2 separate regions of the Homo sapiens genome follow, and region 2 is linked to region 1. A link is a contact called in ENCODE Hi-C data. All regions are on one chromosome and are shown on one strand. Each heading gives the region's core, a stretch centred on a gene start or an enhancer-like site at or near the end of the contact. The rest is flanking DNA. Distances are from core to core; before and after follow the strand shown.

Region 1 (4,985 bases), core at 1,177-3,676:
TTAGTAAATCTTCATTTTACATAACATAAAAAATAGACATAGAGTAGAGGAAGAAGTCAAATATGTATTTGTCTCAGGATGGGTGGAGGGATGGTTTCTTTATCTTTGTCCAACGATTGCAAAGATAAGCTGTTAATTTACATTGTCAGGGTGAAATTCAAGACAACTCCCTTTAGGGTACAGGTTTTCCAGCCCACAAGGAATTTCTTTGTGAACAATTTGTGAAAGAGGCTACCTGGGGCAATATGTGGCTTTCTATCTTGCAGCTATTTAGGAACAAAATGGAAGGCAGTTTTTGCATGACTGAGTTTTCAAGCTTAGCTTCTCTCTTTGGCATGGTGTATCTGGGGGGGTCCCAAGATTTTATTTTCCTTTCACATGGGCATTTCAGAGAGTTAATAGATCAGAATTTGTAAAAATAAAAAATTAAAATTTTAGACATGTCTCTATTCTGATGCAAATAATCAAGTTGAGAGGGAAAGAACTAAAAGATGTAAGACAGAAAAGTGATAAATTCAAAAGTGAAGTCGTTAATAATGCAAGAAAAAACGGAGTCTCAAATAGAGGGAGAAAGCTTTACATAGTATATGGAACACGTACCTGACAGCAGTAATTCAAGCACATGCTGAGAATGGCCCTATAGTCTAAGAATGTGTGTTTGGTGTTCTGAGCTAAGGAATCTAGGAATGGCCAACCTGGGGATTCACTCCTTATCCATGAAGAACCTCCAAACTCCAGGCCCATTGCTTGGAATCAGGCAATACAGGGGATTGAGGCCCTTTGTTTTGGGTTAAATGGAGATTGGCAGGTGGAGGTTGGCAGATGGAGGTGGCTAAGTGAAAATATAATATATCCTGCATGGTTTTCACACATGGGAGCAGTTTTCCTGTCCAACTCACTGCTCCTGGACTACCCCGTATGTAAGTCCCCAATGATCCCTACGTCTTGTTCACAGGCTCCAGGTCTCTTCCTCAGCCTCTTGGACATGGTGCCATTCCTATTGGAGTCAACAGGCGTTCAGTACAACACATGGGAACAGAAATGTTTATAAGTAGAATGAAATAAAATATTACCCTGTAATAAAATAAAAGGCCACATGTGTGGTTATAAATATAGTTTGGTTGACAGATAGGATAATGGAAAAAATGAGTTAGTTCTCATTTTACAGAAAAACTGTTGCCATTGCCTTTTTTTCCATAAAATACTACATATTGAGTAGTTGAGAATGTGGGTAGGGGAAAGAAGTGTCTTAAAATTGAATAAAGATTAAAATATGAAAGATTCCTCCTAGAGAGTCAGAATTTTATTTACTAGGGAAGTGTATCCAGATTTCCTAGCACCAAGTGTCTATTTACTATTTGTGGCTACAGCTACAAATGCTTTCTCACCTGCCTTTGAAGAAAATAAAACTATTTTACCCCAATTTATACTTCTTTGATGTATTTTGAGATGTCTGTTCAGAGAGCCAGCAAACAGAAGTAGCCCTGAAAAGCTGTCTTTTGAGGGAGGGGATCTGCAACTGCAGAGAAAATCTACATTAATGCAGCCAGGTTTTATTTGAGGCCAGCCCTTGTGCAAATCCAGAAAAGATTAACTGATAGATAGGCTGATATCTTTAAAGGTCTGAAAAAAAGATTTACTACCTGTTTTCTCTGAGGGCTACTACCTGTGAAGTTTCATCTACATAACAAGACCAACTTTGCTAGTCAGGCCTCCTCTTTTTCCTCTTTTCTCCCATAACCTGTGTTACCACCATAACCTGCTTTGTCATGTATGTATACTGGGCAGTGACATTTTGAAAATTATCTGGGCAGTGAACTTAATTCAAATTAATTGGGACAACAATTTAGATTTCAAGAAAAATTAAGTTGGAAATTATAGGAGATCGGTCAGGGTGGCGGGAAAAATTATAGAAAGAAGCAAATCTTCTTGGAAGGCCAGGAGGTTTTGCAAAAGCTTGGGGAAAGGATATAGCTGAAGGCAGCTGAATTCTCTCGGAGTAGATAACAAGGAAGCACAATGGAATTGATATAGATAAGTTAGTTTACTTAGGCCTTGGAACCTGGCCTTTAATTATCTGCGTGCAGGACTGCTCTCCCCAGGGGTGGGGAGGGGGGCCCAACCGTGTTAATTACTCAAGGCCTTTGTGATTAAATCTGTACTGAATAAATGCCCCCAAAGCTAGCTTGTCGAGGCTGCGGCTGCTGACTCTTTATGGCACCCTCCTCAGGGTCTTTGAGCAGCCCAGTCCCCTAGCCATGCAGCCAGGCAAGAAACCTGTGTCTGGCATACTCCATTCATCCGTCGCTCAGTCAGGGTCTGAGGGTCAGACACGGCAGGAAATCACAGGAAACTATTTTTAAGATAGATTGCTGTTTTACATACTTCTTCCAAAATAGTACCAAGTAGAAAGAACAACTCGAACTGTTTTTCCTCTGCTCTCACACCAGAGACACAACATATAGACTTCTGCGACCAAACGTGTGGGGATTTCTCCCCACCAAAAAGGCAAGCAATCATTTCTGGAGTGAACACCAGCTGGCTGTCCTTCAATTCTGTTGAGACATCATCTAAACTGGAGATAATATCAGATTCCATGGTTTGAGGGCTCAGTCTCACAAGACTTTTTCCCATTTCCAATGCCAATCAGAAGCCCTGGGTTATTTTGCCTGTACTTCTGACTGACCCACTATAAATCAGGGATCCCATGCCCCCAGTCTTGGACTTAACTAATTTGCTGGAGCACCTCACAGATCTCAGGGAAACATGTTTATCAGTGTATTATAAAGGAAATAATAAAGGATACTGTTGACCTAAACAAAGAAACCAAGACAAAATTAATATAGGTAGAGAGTTTATTTTGACTAAGGTTGAGGACTGAAGCCCAGCAAACACTGGGAAGTGCTCCTGAGATCAAAGAAAAGGCTCAAGTTTTTGAAGAAAAAAGGTAGAATTAGGGGAGATGATTACAAAAGTTCTCTTTTCAGAAATTTGTGTTGGTTTACAGAGATAACTTGATTCATGATTGGCTATAAGGTTCGACTTATGCTGCCAGCATATGGCATCATTATGTTAATTGAGTCTAGAGTCCTTATAGCAGGTGGCTTAGAAATGATTACTTAGCTCAAGGAGGAGAGGGTGGGACATGACTGTAATCTAATTTCAATGTCTCTCTGGGCCTGATAATTTAAAAGGGAGATTGCATTTCACAATAAAAAGTTTAGTTTCTTTTGCAATACAAACAAAGAACCAGGTGAAGAGGTATATAGGGCAAGGTCCAGAAGGGTCCCAAGCACAGGAGCTTCTGTCCTCATGGAATGTGCTAAACTTCCTGCACATCAATGAGTTCTTGTTCATCTTCTTGTAAGCCTATGTATTACCTGGAAACCCTCCAAAACCTGTCCTTTTGGGTTTTATGAAGGCTTTATTATATAGGCATGACTAATTGAACCATTGGTCATTAGTGATTAACTGAATTTTCAGCCCCTCTTCCCCTTCCTGGAAGTTGAGGGTTGAGACAAAAAAATCCAACCCTCTGGGCACAATGAATCATTCCCCTGGGAATCAGCCCTCCAACCAGTTGTTTCTAGGGCTTTCTAAAAATTGTCTTATTAACATAAGCTTAGGAGTATTTTATTTTATGTATTTATTTTTTCTTTTTAAAAAACTTTTTATTAAAAAAAGTTTAAACCTTTAGAAAAGTTACAAAAATTGTAAAATGAACTCTCATATGCCTTTACCTAGATTCATCAACTTTTTCTTTTTCTTTCACAATTTTTTTTATTATTATACTTTAAGTTCTGGGGTACATGTGCACAACATGCAGGTTTGTTACATATGTATACATGTGCCATGTTGGTGTGCTGCACCCGTTAACTTGTTTATTTACATTGGGTATATCTCTAGCTTAGGAGTATTTTAAAGCACTTGTTGTAAATAACAAAAGACTGTCTTTCAACTTTATCTTTTAGGAGTGACTTCAGGAACCAAGGATAATCAAATACTTTAACAAAAGATATTCTTACTGCTTTAGTACTTGGGGCATGAGAAGTCTTATAGGAATCTTCCTAGTTGAAAACTAGGAGTCACGGATGGACAAAAACAAATTATATCTATCGTAACATCATAGATACTTATAAACATAAAAAGAAAATAATATTTCTGAGAGCCCAATATGAGGCAACCCCATTGAATGACTTATATATGTTAGCAGGTTTGATACTAACAACGCTTTTATTTTTGTAATTGCCCACTGCACAGCTACAGCCGATTCGTAGACAGCAGTATTACAGTAAAGATTTTAATAAATACAGAGCTAGCCAAATGGAAGGACAGGGGTTTATTACTCAAATCAGCCTCCTTGAAAGCTTGGGGGCTAGAGTTTTTCAAGGATAGTTTGGTTTGTAAGGGGCTAGGAGATGGGTAATGCTGATTGGTTGGGGATGATATCATAGGGGTTTGAAAAATAGTTCCTGTGTGCAGAGTCAGCCTCTGGGTGGGGACCACAGGATCAGTTGAGTCATGAGTCATGAGTCCAGGTGGAGTTAGTAGGTCATCGTCATCAGAATGCAAAAGTCTGAAAAACATCTCAAAAGACCCATGTTAGGTTCTACAATAGTGATATTATCTATAGGAGAAATTGGAGAAGTTGCAAATCTTGTGACCTCCAGAACAACGGCTGGTTATTATCTAGGTTTGCCTACATTTTAGCAGAATTCAGGCCTCTCCCATAATCCTAATCTTTCATTAGTTTTACAAAGGCAGTTTTGTCTCTGAGCAAGGAGATTTGTTTTACAGAGGCACTATTATCATTTTTGCTTCAACGTTAAACTATAACCTAATTCCTCCCATGGTTAGCTTGGCCTACACCCAGAAATGACCAAGGGCAGCCAATGTATGAGTCTAAAAGCAAGAAGAAATCAGCCATGCTAGACTTCTCTCACTGTCATAGTCTTTGCAAAGGGAGTTTCATTCTTAAAAACTAT
Region 2 (4,985 bases), core at 1,017-3,516, 68 kb after region 1:
TATGCGGAGGAACTATACTGGGAGATCAATGGCCATGGGAAGCCTGAGAATTAGTACCTACAGACCCAGTTCCTGATAAATTCCTGGCTCAAGAGAATCACCCTGATAACTTCTGGGTCTTGAAAGCCTCAATCATTAGACAATACTGTATAGCAAGAGTGGGGAAGGACTTCACCCTTCCTGTGGGAAGACCCAGCTGCCTTGGGCAAAAACTGTATAATAGTACTACAAAAACAGCCACCGTGGCGTTCAAACCACACTAAGAAAAATCCATTTAGTAAATTCCCAAAGTTGTAAACCATGTGAACCCACCCAGAGTACCACCAGGACTGGACAGCCCCCACTGGATTATACTGGATATGTGGGCATAGAACTTATGCCAAATTACCTGACCAGTGGGAAAGTAGTTGTGTTATTGGCACTATTAAATCATCTTTCTTCCTACTGCCCATAAAGACAGGTGAACTCCTGGGCTTCCCTGTCTATGCTTCCCATGAAAAGAGAAACATAGCCATAAGAAATTGGAAAGATAATAAATGGTCCCCTGAAAGAATCATACAATATTATTGGCCTGCTACTTGGGCAAAAGACAGCTCATGGGGATACTGGACCCCCATTTACATGCTCAACCAAAGCATATGGTTACAAGCTGTCTTAGAAATAATCACTAATAAGACCAGCAGAGCCTTGACTATTCTGGCCCAGCAAGAAACTCAGATGAGAAATGCTATCTATCAAAATAGATTGGCTCCCAACTACTTGCTGGCAGCTGAAGGAGGGGTCTGTAGGACATTTAACCTTACTAATTGCTATCTACACATAGATGACCAAGGGCAAGTAGTTGAAGACATAGTTAGAAATATGACAAAACTGGCACATGTGCCCGTGCAAGTGTGGCATGGATATGATCCTGGGGCCATGTTTGGAAAATGGTTCCCAGTGCTAGGAGGATTTAAAACTCTTATAATAGGAGTAATAATAGTAATAGAAACCTGCTTACTGCTCTCTTGTTTGCTACCTGTACTTCTTCAAATGATAAAAAGCTTCATCGCTACCTTAGTTCACCAAAATGCTTCAGCACAAATGTACTATATGAATCACTATTGATCTGTCTTGCAAGAAGACATGGGTAGTGAAAATGAAAGTGAGAACTCCCACTAATGAGTGAGATTCTCAAAGCGGGGGACTAAAGGAGGAGACCACCCCTCATATTGTCTTATGCCCATTTCTGCCTCCAAAGAAAGAAGAAGTAAAAACTAAAAGGCGGAAATGAAATCCACAGGCAGACAGCCCAGCACCACACCCTGGGCCTGGTTAAAGATCGACCCCTGAGCTAACTGGTTATGTTATCTATGGATCCCAGACATTGTATGGAAAAGCACTGTGAATATCCCTGTCCTGTTCCATTCTGATTACTGGTGCATGCAGCCCCCAGTCACATAACCCCTGCTTGCTCAATTGATCACGACCCTCTCACATGGACCCACTTAAAGTTGTAAGCCCTTAAAAGGGACAGGAATTGCTCACTCTGGGAACTTGGTTTTTGGAGACGTGAGTCTTGCTGAAGCTCCCGGCCAAATAAAGCCCTTCCTTCTTTAACTTGGTGTCTGAGGGGTTCTGTCTACAGCTTGTCCTGCTATGTGTCTACTTTGGATACCTCATATGAGAGGAATCACAGAGTATTTGTCTTTTTCTGATGGCTTCTTTTTTTTTTTTGTGATGGCTTCTTTTACTTAGCATGAGATCTCCAAGTCTCATTCTTGTTGTAGCATATGATAGGATTTCCTTCTTCTGTAAGGTTGATTAATGTTTCATTGTATGTATATACCACATTTTCTTTATTCATCCATTAATGTACATTTGGGTTGCTTCCACCTCTTGGCTATTATTAATAATGCTGCAATAAATATGTGTACAAATATCTTTACAAGATCATGTAACTCATAGATACTTATTTCTTTAAAGTTAGTTTTTGGAGATTTATTGTATTCCTTTAGTTGGGCCATGTTTTCTTGCTTCTCTGTATGCCTTGTGATCTTTTATTGAGATTTGTGCATTTGAAAACAACACCAACCTTTTCCAGTCATTACAAACTGACTTTATGTAGTGGAAGACCTTTACGGGTTAGCATAGCTAGAGATTCTGGGGGCCCTTCAAACTTCTTTGGGACATGTATGTGTAATTTCCTAGTAAAAGAGTTTTGCCTGCTTCTTCTTCTTTCTCCCCCTGGTGTCTGCCTGCAGTACTACAATCTCCCTAGTGGTGAAATAGTGTGCCTGCCTTTGTTCTCCGAGGCTCACAACATGCTATTCAACTCTGCACTCTGAGTCAGGCAAGACAGAAACCAGTACCTTGGGTAACCCCCACAAAACCCAGAATGCTGGACTCATGGTCTAGTCCTCTTGCCTCTTTAAAGGAGAATCTGGTGCAGTGGGATAATTAAGTAATCAGAGAGACAGAGAGGTTGGGGAGGAATTATTTAATTTTTTAGGTGCACCAAGCCAGTCAGATTAACATCCAAAGGAATGAGCCCTGAACAAAGAATGTGGTTACCTTTTAAGCATTTTGTGGGGTGGGGGGAGATCTGTGCAGGAGGAAGCATATTACAGAAGTGAGAAACAAAGACAGTTATTTAATTAAGACATGCATTACATCATTTCTTCCTTTTCAAGAAACAACATGTTTTATGACTTGAGATTATCTGTCTAGTGATCTTGCAGCTGCACAGCTAGAAAAACAATGCTTCACCATGCCTGGGAAAGACAGAGATAAGGCTCACTAGCCTCAGAAAGAAAAATAGGCAGTTAATTTTAAAGGACTCCAGCCCTTTCTCTTCCTTAAGGGAAATTGGGGGTTTTTTTTTACATAAAACTGAGTTTTTGCTTACACAGTTTTTAATTTCTTTTAATTCCTGTTCCACTGGAACTTTAATGTTTTCTGTAGATCAAGTCGCATTGTGCCAGGGTGAAAGAGTGGCTGGAATGAGTAAAATGCGACAACAATTTCTCCTCATTTTGATGCATCTTTTCCTGGCTTTGCATTCACCTAAGGTGCTGCAACCTCTTAACTAGTTTCTAGAGTTCTCACAAAGGCATTGTAGTTCATACATTGTTGTCAAGTCAGTCTCTCCATGGGGAAATGAGGGCCTGAGGCTTCCTATTCCACCGTCTTGCTGATGACACTCAAGTCAATTTCCTATTGCTAGAGCCTATTGTGCTGAGAGGTCATCTAGTTATCCCAAGTTTCTGTGTCAGAGCTCAAAAACAGATGCTTATGTTTGACAACAAGGGGTTGGAGAGAAATTTTGGAGTTCCTCTAAGTATACGTACAACTCCCTGTGCACATTATCCATAAAATATCTCTTATTCCTGCAGGTCCATGAGCAAGTCTGTCTCTCTGGCCTTTCTAGTTCCAAGGATCTCTCCTTAGAGAATAAGGAGGCCTTAACTCTTTGGACCCAAAACAATTATTTGTGCTTTTGTTTCCTAGCTAGCCCTGTTTCCCAGGTCCCATCTGCATCTCAGTTTTCGTTACCCACTTTCCAACTCCTCTCCTTCAGGACCAGAAAATCTTCTATTCCCTAAGGACATCTGTGCTTCTCTTAATTATCATGTTATCCCTTCCATTCCATGATACCTCTCGTACCCCATACACTAGGAACTCTTCTCTTTCTATACATCTTTCTGAAGCACATATAAAATCTCTAGTGAGATATTATTCTTTGGATTGCTGGAAAACAAAAGCTAGAAGCTAGTAAGCAGCATCTCCTTTTCCTTTCTCCATTAGTATATTCCTCTATCTCCTTCACTTATCTCTCCCTTTGCATATATTATGTTTTTAAAAACATACCTTTATATGTAATATACAAATATTTATATATACAATTATTTATATATTTAAATGTATTTAAATATACAATTATTTATATAATTAAATGTATTTTCAAATAACATATTTGTGTGTAATACACAAATTATTTATGTATTTAAATATATTTTCAAGTAACTTAAAAATGCATATATATATTCCATGTGTGCCTGTGTGTGTGTGTGTGTGTGTGTGTGTGTGTGTGTGTGTGTGTATATATATATATATATATATATATATATATATATATGCATGTATGTTATTTAGACAATTTGGTGACCCTGTTAGGGGCACAGTGTCTGTGGCTTCAGAGCTGGAGGTAAGGTGGAAATATTTTCATCTTTTTCCAAATATGAGGGAATACTAAGTAGAAAAAAATTAAGATAAAAAATAAATTACTGGAAGTAATCAGCAAGGGTTGAAGCACTTTGCTGCTGGCATAAGGGAAAAAGAATCAACATAGATGACAGCTAGCTAATACAGCACTATGTGATTCCTGAGCCCCATCCAGACGGCGACTTTCCTCCTCTTGATGTCCAGCCCCTCCTGGCCAAGCTGAAAGCATCCATTTAAGAGATGAGAGCAAGTTACCCACTGTGTCTGGTGAAACTGTACCTAGAGTCTGAGAAGGATTAAAACAAGCTATCTTGACCTTTTACTGGGGGAAAATACCACGCTTTGCTGAAATTGACGATGAAAAGATTCAGAAGGGAAACCACAAGGAACTTTCTGAACTGCTTCTTCTGCTAGAAAGAGTGTACTTATTGAAGATGAATTGTTTTCTTAATCTAGTATTATCAGCCTGACAGAGTTATTCACAAGTAGTTAAGTTCCTGGGAATCACATGAGCAGCAGCAATCCCAAGAAACCTGAGTCAGTAAAAAAATAAATTGCTGATCTTGAAGAGATTCAAAGAGGAAGGCAAAAGCATTGTCAGCTTTGTTCAAACTGTATCTCAAATTTAGTTGTTTTTTGTTTTTCTATCCACCAGGCAATCAAAAGGATGTTGCTTTATACATCTTTCCTGTGTTTTTCATACAGTAAACTCAAAATTTAAACCAAGGGACATATTTTAATTAATTAAAAGATTTAAATATTTTCCCTGGAATGTGTACAAC

What was found. Hi-C counts contacts between places; a loop is a spot of excess contacts on that map. Pooled maps may share reads with other maps.
Region 2: a map of mammary epithelial cell shows a loop between it and region 1 (2.2-fold over the local background). The contact joins two enhancer-like sites. A Hi-C loop is called at or near these places in 4 of 168 maps with a recorded cell type or tissue (MCF 10A, Right ventricle myocardium superior, left cardiac atrium and 1 more) and 11 of 50 pooled maps.

Annotation. Positions count from the first base shown.
Region 1 is chr11:60,122,890-60,127,874 of GRCh38, forward strand. No RefSeq gene overlaps it. Among named protein-coding and RNA genes, the nearest start is that of MS4A2, 37 kb to the left of the region's middle. Within about 2 kb of position 2,427, at least 3 of the 41 ENCODE cell types and tissues checked have a DNase peak (open chromatin) inside an H3K27ac peak, as active enhancers do.
Region 2 is chr11:60,191,550-60,196,534 of GRCh38, forward strand. No RefSeq gene overlaps it. Among named protein-coding and RNA genes, the nearest start is that of MS4A6A, 11 kb to the left of the region's middle. RefSeq lists a cis regulatory region at 2,134-2,421 and an enhancer at 4,372-4,451. Within about 2 kb of position 2,267, at least 7 of the 41 ENCODE cell types and tissues checked have a DNase peak (open chromatin) inside an H3K27ac peak, as active enhancers do.